Regions from separate parts of the Mus musculus genome. Here region 1 is linked to region 2. Evidence: chromatin contacts called from ENCODE POLR2A ChIA-PET data. All regions are on one chromosome and are shown on one strand. Each heading gives the region's core, a stretch centred on a gene start or an enhancer-like site at or near the end of the contact. The rest is flanking DNA. Distances are from core to core; before and after follow the strand shown.

Region 1 (6,786 bases), core at 1,841-4,340, 150 kb before region 2:
TTTTCCAAGACCTGCCAGTGTGCGGTGGGCAGAAGTATGTGCTGGTGATGAAGCACAAAGCACCCACTGCCTGTGCAGACTTCTGCCCACATACCCAGCTAACTCTTGATCCCTTCCTCCTCCACCCACCTGCCACCATGGGGCTTTGAGGTCATGACTTGTGTGCACTACCAACACCCACAGTGCCAAGGCAGCACTTGGCACAAACCAGACACTTCTATCATGTTTACACAAACAAATAAGTGATAGGCATTTGCTTCAGCATTTTATATTCAAAACAATAAAACCTAGATAATCAGAATCAATACGGTAGGGCAGGCCGTTTTTCTAAGTGTACCACTTGAGTGTACGCCTCAGACATTTACAGTAAGTGAAGCTTTTGTTTATAAATTTCTACATGGGACTGTTATCTTGGGAAACTTTCTGGAACTCAATGTTGTGATTAAAAATGAAACATCACATCTCATGTTTCTATGGCTCTAGGAATTTTTGCCAGGAATGCTTATCACAGAGAGACGTGGCTATTGTCCAGACTCTATGAAGATAAATGACTCACACACTGGTTTCTTCTCAATGTCTTCTCATATTTCTATGTATCCATCGCCTTCTTTTAGGCACTAAAATATCACTCCTTCTCCTCAAGTAAATTTTTTAAATTTAACTTTATGTTTTTACTTATTCACGTTATATCCTGCTCGTTGTCCCCTCCTGGTCTCCCCTCCCATAATCCTTCCTCACTCTTCCCTCCCCTTCTCCTCTGAGTAGGTGGGGCTCCCTGAGTATCCCCTGATCCTGGCACTTTAAGTCTCTTCGAGGTTAGGCACATCCTCTCCCACTGAGGCCAGACAAGGCAGCCCAGCTAGAAGAACATATCCACGTACAGGCAACAGCTTTTGGGATAGCTTCTGCTCCAGTTCAGGACCCACATGAAGACCAAGCTGCACATCTGCTACATGTGTGTGGGGAGGTCTAGGTGTAGCTCATGTATGAGTTCTGTGGTTGGAGGTTCAGTCTCTGAGAGCCCCAAGGGTCCAGGTTAGTTGACTTTGTTGGTCTTCCTGTGGAGTTCCTATCCCTTTTGGGACCCCAGAAATCCTTCCTCCTATTCTTCCATCAGACTCAAATAATTTCTAACACTTCTTTTACTTGCCTGCTCCCAAGCAGAATTCTTAAAAAAAAAGTCACATATATTGAAGTTGATGTTTGTTTTTTATTATAATTTTAAATAATTACAAAAGATCTCTGTGTGGTTTTCCTAAACAAAACTCTACATGTTCTTTCTTCCTTCCTTCCTTCCTTCCTTCCTTCCTTCCTTTCTTTCTTTCTTTCTTTCTTTCTTTCTTTCTTTCTTTCTTTCTTTCTTTTTTCTTCCTTCCTTCCTTCCTTCCTTCCTTCCTTCCTTCCTTCCTTCCTTCCCTCCCTCCTTTCTCTCTCTCTCTTCTCTCCTTGGGACCAGATCTCACTATGTAGTCCTCTAGGACTCACTCTATATACCAGACTGGCCTTGAACTCACAGATATTCACTTGCATCTGCCCCAAGCCCAAGTGCTGAGATTAATGGTGTGTGCCATAAGGCCCATGCATATTCTTTTAAAGGCCAAGCAAAATTATATGTCAAATAATTTGGCACCCCTAACATCTCTCTATAAAGGCATGAAGATTTTTTTAACAATTGTGAAAATTTATATTATTCTATCTAAGTTTCTGTTTCTATTACGTTTCCTTCATAGACTTTTCTCATAGTACAAAACTTGCTCTTATATCTCTGTGTTTTTCTCATTTATATACAGTAATATATATATATATATTAAAATTATTTCTCTTTTTTGCTACAGACACTATTGAATAAACATTCTAAAGACAGGCCTATTCAATGCTTACAATACATGTATTTTTAATTTGTAATTTATTTAAAAGATAAATACAAAGTTACATATTTGATGAATGCCGAATAACAGAGTGCTATTTAAAAGTGCATTTCTCAATGATATTTATGGTACTTAGAAGTTAGTTAACAGATGCACATTATCTATAGCTACAATAAAGTAACATTCCAAGAAAGAACATACATTAAAAAAGGAAACTCTAGTTATGTAAATAAATGGAAAGTTTTGTTATAGTAATTCTATGTTCTTACTTGAACAACTTTTTTTTTTTTCCTGTTTGCTTTTTCTTTTCCAAGACAGGGTTTCTCTGTGTAATCCTGACTGTCCTGGAACTCATTAGTTAGACCAGGCTGGCCTTGAACTCACAGGGATCTACCTGTCTCTACCTCCTAAATACTAGGATTAAAAGAGCACACCATCACTCTGGCTGGTCGAACAACTTCTAAAGTCATGGGTGAAGAATTATTGCCGATCACAAGTCAGTGTTTAGGCAATCTAGCTTTTGACCGCTTGGATCGTTCCTTCCACTTGGTTGAGAAGCAGAGCTGGAATCCGTCCAACTGGCTAAAGCATTTGCTGCCCAGGTGCGGAGAGATTTCTGTTCTCATTTCTTGGGTCATGTACCAAAGGCTTTACCCAAATGCTTCCTGTTGGTATTACTAGATCCATTCCTGCCCTGGAGAGTTGGCTCAGCGGTTAAGAGCACTTGTTGCTGTTGCCCTTGTAAAGATGCCCAGGTTCGATTCCCAGCACCCACACGGAGGCTCACCACCTCCTCAAATATGAAGGCAAAACACTCATACACATAAGATAGTAAAAATAAACCTTAAAAAGAAAAGAAAGTCCATTCCTATTCTTTCTAAAGAAACTTCCTCAGCACAGCAGGCTCAGAAAGGCTCGAGAAAGTTAAAATATTGTTGACCTCTTAAAACTTTTCCAATAAAAAATGTCTTTTTTTTGATAAACATTTTAACATCTTTTCATGTACTTTTGACATGTTTTTTTATCAAAACTTGAGTCTCAGATTTCATTTGCTTCGACCGTTGAAAGACAAACCAGTTATCAGACAAGTTCCTTTCCTTGTGAAAGTTCAGGGAAACTCCTTATTTGGAGTAGGGCAGAGATGGAGTCATCCAAGAGTGAAGGAAGAGACTGCCAATGAGAAAGCAGGAACATAATGACACTATTTTGATGTCATCAAAAGACAAGCTCTCCTTGTCCCCTTTTGGGGGTCGATCTCGGAATTGGAGCGCAGAGGAGAAGTAGGCGTCGCAGAGGCACGTGTATCAACACGTTTATTTGCACTTGAGGCCAAGCTGGGGTTTTCCTGGTGGACGGTGCCAGAGTCAGTAACACGACTCCCAGAAGACCTTTCCCGCAACAGTCCCTAACGGGGCGTGTCTTGGCGTGGCGTTAGACAAGCACGGTCTGAGCAAGGAAGGACTTTTCTTTTCAGATTCCCGTTTCCTGAAACAGAAGCTGTTGAGGAGAAACGCTGTGTTTCCGGGAGGTTGTACCGGAATAAAGACTCTCCCGGGTCAGACTGCTGCTCTGAAGTGTTATTTTCTGAGTGAGTATCAGCTTACAAATGAAAACTTGCAGGAGGTGCGGTGCAGATGCTCGCAGGATGGGGGCGGCAGAGTGTTCTCAAAGGTGATTGCGGTAGACTTGGTGCCACCTCTGTCTCTGTTGCTTTTAAGTAACTCTTGAGCCCTTAGAAAGGTTTGCGCTTCTAGAAGCTCCTCAGAAGGGACAGGGGGGAAAAAAGAGCAGAGGAAAGGCTACCTACAGTTCAGTTGTTGTGAAGAGGAGAAAAATATGAACCCTTTAATGTATATATATATATATGGATTAATAGCAATGTACTTAGTCACAGAACTTGCCAGACCTGCTAGCCTTACTGCTCACAAAATCAGTGTCTGATGAGGGCATTAAAGGATTGTGGGGACTACTGATTTGAAACTGGGTTTGGAGCACATAGGAAGCTATCAAAGACGCTGCCGCTTGCTTGTACGATGGAGTCAGTAATTTCTTGCCAGGGCACAGTTGTGTGAATGTCACTCAGCATACTTGGGGAGTAGGGACAGAAATTCTGGGTGTGGGCAAGTCTTGGTTACAAAGAAAGCGCACATAAAAAAAATTAAATTCCTTTGGGTGTCTAGGTAAAATGGTCCTATCATTAAAAAATTGTAACATTTGAAAGTAGCACTCTAGCCTGGAAAGTCACAAATTAAAACCTCTGAAGTTGTTAGTATTTACAGCAGGTACCAGCACAAAGGCAGGAGCAGATGAGCAGATTTTATGTCACAACACAATGTCACCTCCATCCTAATACTTGCTTCTTGGCATTTGAAAAAACTGTGTGCTTCTAACACTCCTAAAAGTGACAATATTGACCTTTGCCTGATGAGACGTCACAGCTAAAAACTATTTCAGAGTTTCCTGTGTCTGTTTGTTGCTTCTGCTCAAGCCTACACAGGTCTCCATGCGCCTTACTTTGCCCTCAATGTTCTTGAACATTTGAGAGCATTCGTGACTGTAGAAGCTTCAAACCTGAGTCACACTGTCCCCAAAGTATAATACCCATGCTACCGATTTTACATGACACCTGCCAAGCCCTCTACCACTAAAGAATTAGATTACATTCTTAGTTTAACATTCATTATACATCCTATGATTAATTCTGGAGATATGGGTTGTTATCAAGCCTGATATCCTGGGTTCAGTTCCTGGTGCCTGCATGGTGGACGGAGAGATACAATTCTCACATGTCCTCTGACCTCCATGTGGGCTGTGAAGGGTGGGGAGGGGCAGACAGCTGAGAGCACTGCCACACACTGAATGAATGTCTCTGATTTTTTTTTTCATTTTTTATTAGGTATTTAACTCATTTACATTTCCAATGCTATACCAAAAGTCCCCCATATCCACCCACCCCCACTCCCCTGCCCACCCACTCCCCCTTTTTGGCCCTGGTGTTCCCCTGTACTGGGGCATATAAAGTTTGCAAGTCCAATGGGCCTCTCTTTCCAGTGATGGCCGACCAGGCCATCTTTTGATATATATGCAGCTAGAGTCAAGAGCTCCGGGGTACTGGTTAGTTCATAATGTTGTTCCACCTATAGGGTTGCAGATCCCTTTAGCTCCTTGGCTACTTTCTCTAGCTCCTCCATTGGGAGCCCTGTGATCCATCCAATAGCTGACTGTGAGCATCCACTTCTGTGTTTGCTAGGCCCCGGCATAGTCTCACACGAGACAGCTACATCTGGGTCCTTTCAATAAAATCTTGCTAGTGTATGCAATGGTGTCAGCGTTTGGATGCTGATTATGGGGTGGATCCCTGGATATGGCAGTCTCTACATGGTCCATCCTTTCATCTCAGCTCCAAACTTTGGCTCTGTAACTCCTTCCATGGGTGTTTTGTTCCCAAATCTAAGGAGGGGCATAGTGTCCACACTTCAGTCTTCATTCTTCTTGAGTTTCATGTGTTTAACAAATTATATCTTATATCTTGGGTATCCTAGGTTTGGGGCTAATATCCACTTATCAGTGAATACATATTGTGTGAGTTTCTTTGTGAATGTGTTACCTCACTCAGGATGATGCCCTCCAGGTCCATCCATTTGGCTAGGAACTTCATAAATTCATTCTTTTTAATAGCTGAGTAGTACTCCATTGTGTAGATGTACCACATTTTCTGTATCCATTCCTCTGTTGAGGGGCATCTAGGTTCTTTCCAGCTTCTGGCTATTATAAATAAGGCTGCTATGAACATAGTGGAGCATGTGTCCTTCTTACCTGTTGGGGCATCTTCTGGATATATGCCCAGGAGAGGTATTGCTGGATCCTCCGGTAGTACTATGTCCAGTTTTCTGAGGAACCGCCAGACTGATTTCCAGAGTGGTTGTACAAGCCTGCACTCCCACCAACAATGGAGGAGTGTTCCTCTTTCTCCACATCCACGCCAGCATCTGCTGTCACCTGAATTTTTGATCTTAGCCTTTCTGACTGGTGTGAGGTGGAATCTCAGGGTTGTTTTGATTTGCATTTCCCTGATGATTAAGGATGTTGAACATTTTTTCAAGTGCTTCTCTGCCATTCGGTATTCCTCAGGTGAGAATTCTTTGTTCAGTTCTGAGCCCCATTTTTTAATGGGGTTATTTGATTTTCTGAAGTCCACCTTCTTGAGTTCTTTATATATGTTGGATATTAGTCCCCTATCTGATTTAGGATAGGTAAAGATCCTTTCCCAATCTGTTGGTGGTCTTTTTGTCTTATTGACGGTGTCTTTTGCCTTGCAGAAACTTTGGAGTTTCATTAGGTCCCATTTGTCAATTCTCGATCTTACAGCACAAGCCATTGCTGTTCTGTTCAGGAATTTTTCCCCTGTGCCCATATCTTCAAGGCTTTTCCCCACTTTCTCCTCTATAAGTTTCAGTGTCTCTGGTTTTATGTGAAGTTCCTTGATCCACTTAGATTTGACCTTAGTACAAGGAGAGAAGTATGGATCGATTCGCATTCTTCTACACGATAACAACCAGTTGTGCCAGCACCAATTGTTGAAAATGCTGTCTTTCTTCCACTGGATGGTTTTAGCTCCCTTGTCGAAGATCAAGTAACCATAGGTGTGTGGGTTCATTTCTGGGTCTTCAATTCTATTCCATTGGTCTACTTGTCTGTCTCTATACCAGTACCATGCAGTTTTTATCACAATTGCTCTGTAGTAAAGCTTTAGGTCTGGCATGGTGATTCCGCCAGAAGTTCTTTTATCCTTGAGAAGACTTTTTGCTATCCTAGGTTTTTTGTTATTCCAGACAAATTTGCAAATTGCTCCTTCCAATTCGTTGAAGAATTGAGTTGGAATTTTGATGGGGATTGCATTGAATCTGTAGATTGCTTT
Region 2 (6,915 bases), core at 863-3,362:
ACAAATTATACAATGACTTCTAACCTGGCCCTCTAACAAAACAAGTTTTTCCCCCTTATAAATCATAAGAGACAGATGGCAAAATGGAGAAAAAAAGCAAAAAGAAGGGCGGGACAATAGGCATTGTGACGAATCTGGGAAAAAAACAAAGTGCACATCAGAGAGGGAAAGTTTGGTTTGACAGGTGAAATTCCCACAGCCTGCAGACAGCAATGGGAATAGAGCAGATGCCAGCCATTGCAAATGTGTGGATAATATTATTACCAGTAAATTCATTCAGATGCTAAAATACATTTCTTTCGACTGACATTAACATCTCTATGTAGAAACGAAGGTGAAAAGATCACAGGGACCAGTTGCATTCCCTCTGAGAGATTCACACGAACTGCCTGCCCGGAGTTCTCCTCCAGCAGCTCTGAGAGAGGGGAGGAGCGTCAGTCTGCTCTGCACACTCGTTAGTTATGGTACTTTTTCTCAGTGTCTTTTACAGTCTTACGAGGTTCCCCACGCCAGCCCCCACTCCCACACGCCATAGTCCTCTTTGACCATAAATCCTCACATCTTCAATAAACCAGAGCTGGTCTCCACCCCCGAATGCACCAGCCGCCGAGGGGATTGCAAGGGCCACCTCTGCTCTGTGAAGTGGAGTCCGGGGCGTGGAGGGTGAGGGGCGGGAGAAGGATGGGAAGAGGGCCGGGTAGAGGACGAGAGAGGGAGACCCGCAGCTCTAGATACAGTCCCTGGCGAGGGGCAGGTGAGGCGCATAACGATGCTTCTCCGGAGGTGGGGGCTGCCAGTAGTCCACGTCTGACCCGGGGCTAGCGGGCGATAAAGTGCAGCTGTATGGGGACGTGGAGTTGGAGGATGACGCCGGGCTGTTGGTGCAGCTCCAGGAGGAAGGTGGAGAAGGGCTGTCCCCGCTGGCGCCGAGCGCAGCTCCCGGGCTCAGGAGCACCGCCTCCGTGAAGAGCGCCCCCTGGAGGCCACCGGCGCCGGCGCAGTGGTCCGCCAGGCGCAGAGTCTCGGTGAGCGCCCAGATGTAATTGTGGGCGAAGCGCAGCGTCTCGATCTTCGTGAGCTTGGCATCCTCGGGGAAGGTGGGCAGCACCTCGCGCAGCGCGTCCAGCGCGGCGTTTAGGTTGTGCATGCGGTTGCGCTCGCGGTTGTTGGCCTTGAGCCTGCGGGTCTTCTTGATGCGCTGCACCGTCTCCGCCGTCTTGGCACCTCGGGAGACGGCCCGTGAGCGCGACGGGCGACGCTTGCACTCGTGCATCAGGCCCAGCAGCCGCCCTGGCCGGCAACCCCCGGCACCCGACGCCGGACTGCCCTGCACCCCCTGCCCGGCTTCCGCTCCACGCTGCCCACGCGCGGAGCCCGGCCGGCGCAGCTCCTCGTCCTCCTCCTCGTCCGCGCTGGAGGACATCGGGGTCAGGGTCGCCGAGGCCGGGGAAGCCGAGCCCAGCAGCATCAGTACCTCCTCTTCCTCCTTCAACTCCAGAGTCTCAGATTTGACGAACATCCTGAGAAAGAAGAGGCAGATGAAATTTATTCCCAGAATGGACAGGGTAAAGTGTCGCTGGCGCCGCGCCCCGCCCCCCCCCCCTCCATCTCCCTCAATGTGCATTCGCGAAGATGGCGAGGACAGAGCTGGGGAGGAGCGCCCCGGGCTCGAGCCACCTTCTGCCGGTCACAGAAGTCACTGCGTCTAGAGCGATGGAGTTAGCGTGGGCGGCGTGAGCCTGCGTGGGGACACTGCCTGCGAAGTGGAGAGCCGCGGCATGCACACTTACCTACGCGGCTCCAGATGTGTCGCGGCGCAGCTGCTGCTCCGGTGTGTGTCCGGGAATGTCCCCGCAGCCCGGAACCGAGCACGGTGTCCTCCGCGCCGCGGGCTTGGCGCTTCCTAGGCGCACCTCCGCGGGGGGGCCTCTCGGCTGGGCGACTTTGCCAAGAGCCCGGACGACCGCGGCAGCTCGCCCGAGTCTCGTGTGTTGTCGTTCTCGTGCGTGGTTGTCTGTCAGTCAGTCCCTGGCCGTGTGGCTGCTGGCACGCGACTCCAAGGCACTCCAGTTAAAGCCGAGCTGCTTGTGGTTCAGTGGCTGCGTGTCTGGCACACGACTCTCCTTAAAACCCCTTATATACCACCAAGAAAACAATCAGATCTGCCCCGGGGCCCCCTCCTCACCTACCCTTCCCCCGCCCTCTCCTCCTCCGCCTGTCCTGGTCCCCCGCTCTCCCTCCCCAGCTTATTCTTTTCATCGTATTATCATCATTCATTTCTTTCCCTTTCTTTAGTCCCTCTCCCCCTCCCCTGGCCTGGCCATCCATCCTCCTCCTCCATCACCCCCGCCCCTCCGTCCCCCCTTTATCTAATCAGCATAAAATGGTTCTAAAGCTCCTGTTGGCGCTCCAGGCTGCAGCCCAAGCTACCGAAGCCGCGGCGGCGGCAGTGGCTCAAGCTGCGGCTGTTGTCGCCGCCGCTGTCTATTGTGATTGGTGGCTCGCGCTCGGCTGGAGCGTGCCGCTAATTTATTAATGAAAGGAGGTCGCGAGGCGCAGCTGGCCAATCAGTGTTCCCGGGACTCCGGGAGGCCTGCGAGCCACGCGCACCGGAGCCCGCTCCCTTTCAGCAGCTCATTAGGGGCCCGAGTGCTGGGGGCCCATGGCGGGGGGGGGGGGGGGCACCCCGACTACTGCTCCCGCCCGAGTCCTCCATACGCGTCCCGCCCGTCTCAGCCGGGGTCTCACGGGCGGGCGACCGGAGCCTTGAATTAGTGAGAGTCAGAATCCCGGAGAAGGCAGCCTGGTGGTGCTGCCGGCCATGTCTCGGCAAAGCCTCTTTGGGGCCGTATCAACTAGAAAACGGGTTTTAAAACACCTTAGTCTAATTAGGAAAAGGAAGGGGTCACGTACGTGTGCCAGACAGGAGGCACGTTGTGAGAGAGTGTGCCTGAGTTCTAGAGAAACGTGTCTATGACTGTTTGGGAAACATTAGGAGTTCACAGAGACGTCCCCTAGAAGGGGAAATTGGTCGGAGAGCAATTGATGAGCATTAAAAAAAAATAAAATAAAATAAAATAAAATAAACGCACTCACTTGACACACCCATTTTCCCTGAGACACAGTGAGGCTTCACGCCTTGACGTAATTTGGGGGGCTTCTGGTGCGGAAGGGGATGGGTACCAACAACAGGTTAGAGCCAGATGATACTATAAGGTGGCTTCCTGTGTGGGTGGCAAAGGCAGGCGTGCTACTGCTCCTAGGAGCGAGTGGATCACTCTGACACTTGTATGACCTCTGCTCCGCTCTGGGGGGCGTTGTTGAGACATAGGGCCTGTCCTCCCAATTCTGCCTTTTCAATGGGGAGAAAAAAAATAGAAAGGAGCTCTAGCTCCCTGCTGGACTTGAGAGGAAACTTGTTCTGAATTGCTGTCTGTCCCTCCCCTTTACCACTAGACGCAGAACCAGAGTCCCAGAAGTGAGTGAGTCCTGAGTGTCATCTGGGACCGGTCGCGGGGTCCTTTTTTGCGAGGATGAAAGGAGAGTCTTGGGAGGGGCTTTAGCAGTCCACCAGAGCCAGAGAAAGAGATTATCCGCAGGTCTCTGGCTCCTTAGTTCGTTGGGACTGAAAATGAGCTGAATCTCAGAGAAGAGTTCAGCCAGAGCACTGTTCGCATTGGCACGGTTTGCGTGTGTTTAGTTCCCTTAGAGGGCTACGGAGCAGGATTTGGAGAGCGTGGAGCCGAAGAAAAGCAAAATTAGCATCCAGGGAAATAGTCTGGATCTTTGCAGCACCCCAACCTCCAGTATTTTCTGTCAAACTTTCATTTCTTCCCCCTTTAAAAAAAGCACATTTCCTAAATGTAAAAGCATTATTTCATCTAGTTCCCGCTAGATCCTCTCGGAACACTTTAATTTCCCTTGTAGACAGGACTGAAATAATGGGAAGGCACAGACGATACTGGACTTCAACACACGCCATCCGGCCCTCTCAGAGACTCTTCCTTTGAGTCTCTAGCTCTGTCTAGAAACTCGCAAGAAGCCGAATAGTCTGGAAGGCAAAAAATATATATTTGGAGTGAGAGCTGTCGGACAGCCCACATGGTTGCAGGTGCACGCGACCTTACGTAGTTAGCATTGAGACCAAACACTTAACCACCCTTCAAATTCTTCCTAAAAGAAACCCCCACTAAGGGTCTGTTTGGCCTTGGCTGAACGGATGGGGATTTAAGGAACATGTGGGAGTGGATGCGGAGTTTGTGTTTGTTCATAAACTTGAATAGAATAAAGGATGGGAACAGTAGGATCTGATGAAATGATCAAAGACCATTAAAAACAAATACCAGAATGATGAGAGGAACCTGCTGTGTCAGCCTCGGGACAGCTCCACCTCTCCACGGGGGCTGCCTGCAAGAGAAGACAAGCGGCTAAATTAATGCACTCGAAAACAAAGGAAGGCTTATTTGGATATCAGTAGAAATATATCTCTTTGGGCAAGTTGCTTCAATTTTGTTTTATTTTATTTTATTATTTATTTATTTTTTATTTATTTATTTTGCTTAGCCAGGCAGTGCTGGGTGACTTAATGGCAAAATATTGTCAGAACATAGTCATAATTCAGTTAAAGCTTTAAAGGGAACCTTAGGAGCCTGTGTAGCCTCAACTAACAATGATATCAAGCTGAGTCTAACACTCAGTGCCAGTGAAAACACACACACAATCCAGTCCTTTCATTGCTTGTTAGCAGTACCGAGGTGTCTGAGTCCCCACTTTCTCCTCTCCTCTGGCATTGTGCAGTGTTATGATCTCCTGACCATGCAAGTGACTTCCTTTGACAAATCCACACCTAGAAGTCTGGAGAGGTGGCTCAGCACTTTACAGTACCTGTTGCTCTTGGAGGACCTGGGTTTGAGTCCCAGCACCAGATGGTGGCCCACAAGCATCCCAAACTCCAGTTCCAGGCATTCTGACACATTCTTCTGGCTTTTTCCCTTCTCTTCTGACCTTTCCACAGACACCAGCACATACATAGCAGATATGCATATGTGCAGGCAAAACACTCAAACATATAAAATAGAACAAATAGAGTTTTTAAAAGACAAATCCACACCTTGTCTGTGGTTTATGAAAATAATGTACACAGAATTGTCTGAGCAGATGCTGACAATAGTGAAATAGTGTTAAGATTAACTGCAAATTTCTTTGTCTGGAGTTTGCTTTGTTTTGTTTTGTTTTTGGAGAGCACACGGTGCATTCCAAAGCTGTCAAGAAACTTAGCACTGCCTCCATATTCAGATACCGGTATTATTGGTCTCTAAATCATTTAAATATCAAGATGTCATGGGCTCATAGATTTTCACTTTTTGAGTAAGAACCTCCTTGTTTGCTTTATGCAATGGATATGCATTAGGTAACTGTGTGAAGGACAGACATAAAAAAATGTTGAAACAATAGCTGTTCTCTCTGAGTCTCGTCTCTGTCTAATCCTCTCTTTCTAACATTTTTGAGACAGGGTCTCCCCACATAACTCTGACTGGTCTGGAACTTGCTTCATAGATCAGGCTATTGTCAAACTCTTAGAGATCCACCTGCCTCTGACTGCTGGACTCTGGGATTAAGGTGCTGTGTGACAACCCCAGCCCTCTGCCATCTCTTAATACTAGAACAGTTCTATACATGTTTCTTACTCTAAAAATATTATTCAAAGAAGAAGAAGAAGAAGAAGAAGAAGAAGAAGAAGAAGAAGAAGAAGAAGAAGAAGAAGGAGAAGAAGAAGAAGAAGAAGAAGAGGAGGAGGAGGAGGAGGAGGAGGAGGAGGAGGAGGAGAAAGGAAGGAAGGAAGGAAGGAAGAAAGAAAGAAAGAAAGAAAGGAAGGAAGGAAGGAAGGAAGGAAGGAAGAAAGAAAGAAAGAAAGAAAGAAAGAAAGAAAGAAAGAAAGAAAGAAAGAAAGAAAGAAAGTCCAAAGACAAGCTAACAATACAGTGCAACCCAGAGCCAACTAACCGGTCACGCTCAGTTGGTTGGATAGCAGAACTGTTCAACATTGTGCTCAGTTTCACTGAGAAAACAAAAAGGCAATTTCAGTTTGTACTCAGCTTTGCGAAGGACGAAAGACGGGACTCCAAACATCCTCAGCTAGACCCTTCCAGCACTCTTTTAACTTAAATAAATTCAAGAGGCACTTGTGTGGTCTGAAAGTTTGCGTAGATGAAACCAGGCTGAAATGCTCTGTGAAGGGGGTGGGGAGCGCGTGAATAGCCCGGGCAAGAATGGCGGCGACCCAGGGCCGCGCCTGTCCATAGCGTGAACTGTCTAAAGGGTCAAACTGTTCATCTTCAGTCCCTCTTTCAGTGTGCAATCCTACTTTAAGAGAACAAAAGCTCAAAGCGGGCTGTTATCAAGAAATGGGAGCCCAGTGATTTAAAATCATCGCCAAGCCTTAGAAAGAAAGGAGGCCTAGTGCGTGTAGCTGGAGAAAAAGTTGAAGTAAGGGGAGGGGTGAAGGGGTGGAGACCTTTAGAAAACCTTTGTTCCTTCTAAGAAGCTTGAACTTTGTGATGGCCCAAAGCCCTAAAGTTTAGGGTAGGTGTCTCTGTGGGGAGGTCAGCACTTCGACCTCACAAGTGGCGAGAGAGGACAAATGGTCCAGACTTTCGACAGATGACTACCGGGGCGTGAAGAAGGGAGCCCTTCCTCCAGAGTACTCGTGGCTATCCCGCGACGACGCCAGAAAGGCGCGTGTCTGCACTCTGCAGACACAAACTGCAAAGCTAGGCTGTGGAGCCCGGAGCCCTAAGCCTCCGAGTGAGCTGTCGGAAAGGAGGAAAGATGGCGAGAAAGTTAAGTTAGCAGATCTCGGGGTCTTTATAGGGCGTCTTAGGCTCCCCTGCGGGTTAGAGACGCAGTTTCCAGAGC

What was found. ChIA-PET counts read pairs that join two places held with the same protein, here RNA polymerase II (POLR2A).
Region 1: POLR2A ChIA-PET joins it to region 2 with 13 read pairs in Patski. The contact joins the promoter of Alpk1 here to the promoter of Neurog2 in region 2. POLR2A ChIA-PET finds 5 or more read pairs at or near these places in 2 of 5 experiments (Patski and embryonic stem cell).

Annotation. Positions count from the first base shown.
Region 1 is chr3:127,776,831-127,783,616 of GRCm38, reverse strand. It overlaps Alpk1 (alpha-kinase 1), which reads left to right and starts at 3,090. Exons shown (of 14, transcript NM_027808.1): 1 at 3,090-3,456.
Region 2 is chr3:127,628,333-127,635,247 of GRCm38, reverse strand. It overlaps Neurog2 (neurogenin 2), which reads right to left and starts at 2,112. Exons shown (of 2, transcript NM_009718.3): 1 at 1,791-2,112; 2 at 1-1,520. The coding sequence starts at 1,519. The coding sequence ends at 728. Gm40147 (a long non-coding RNA gene) reads left to right here and starts at 6,445. Exons shown (of 2, transcript XR_867627.3): 1 at 6,445-6,915.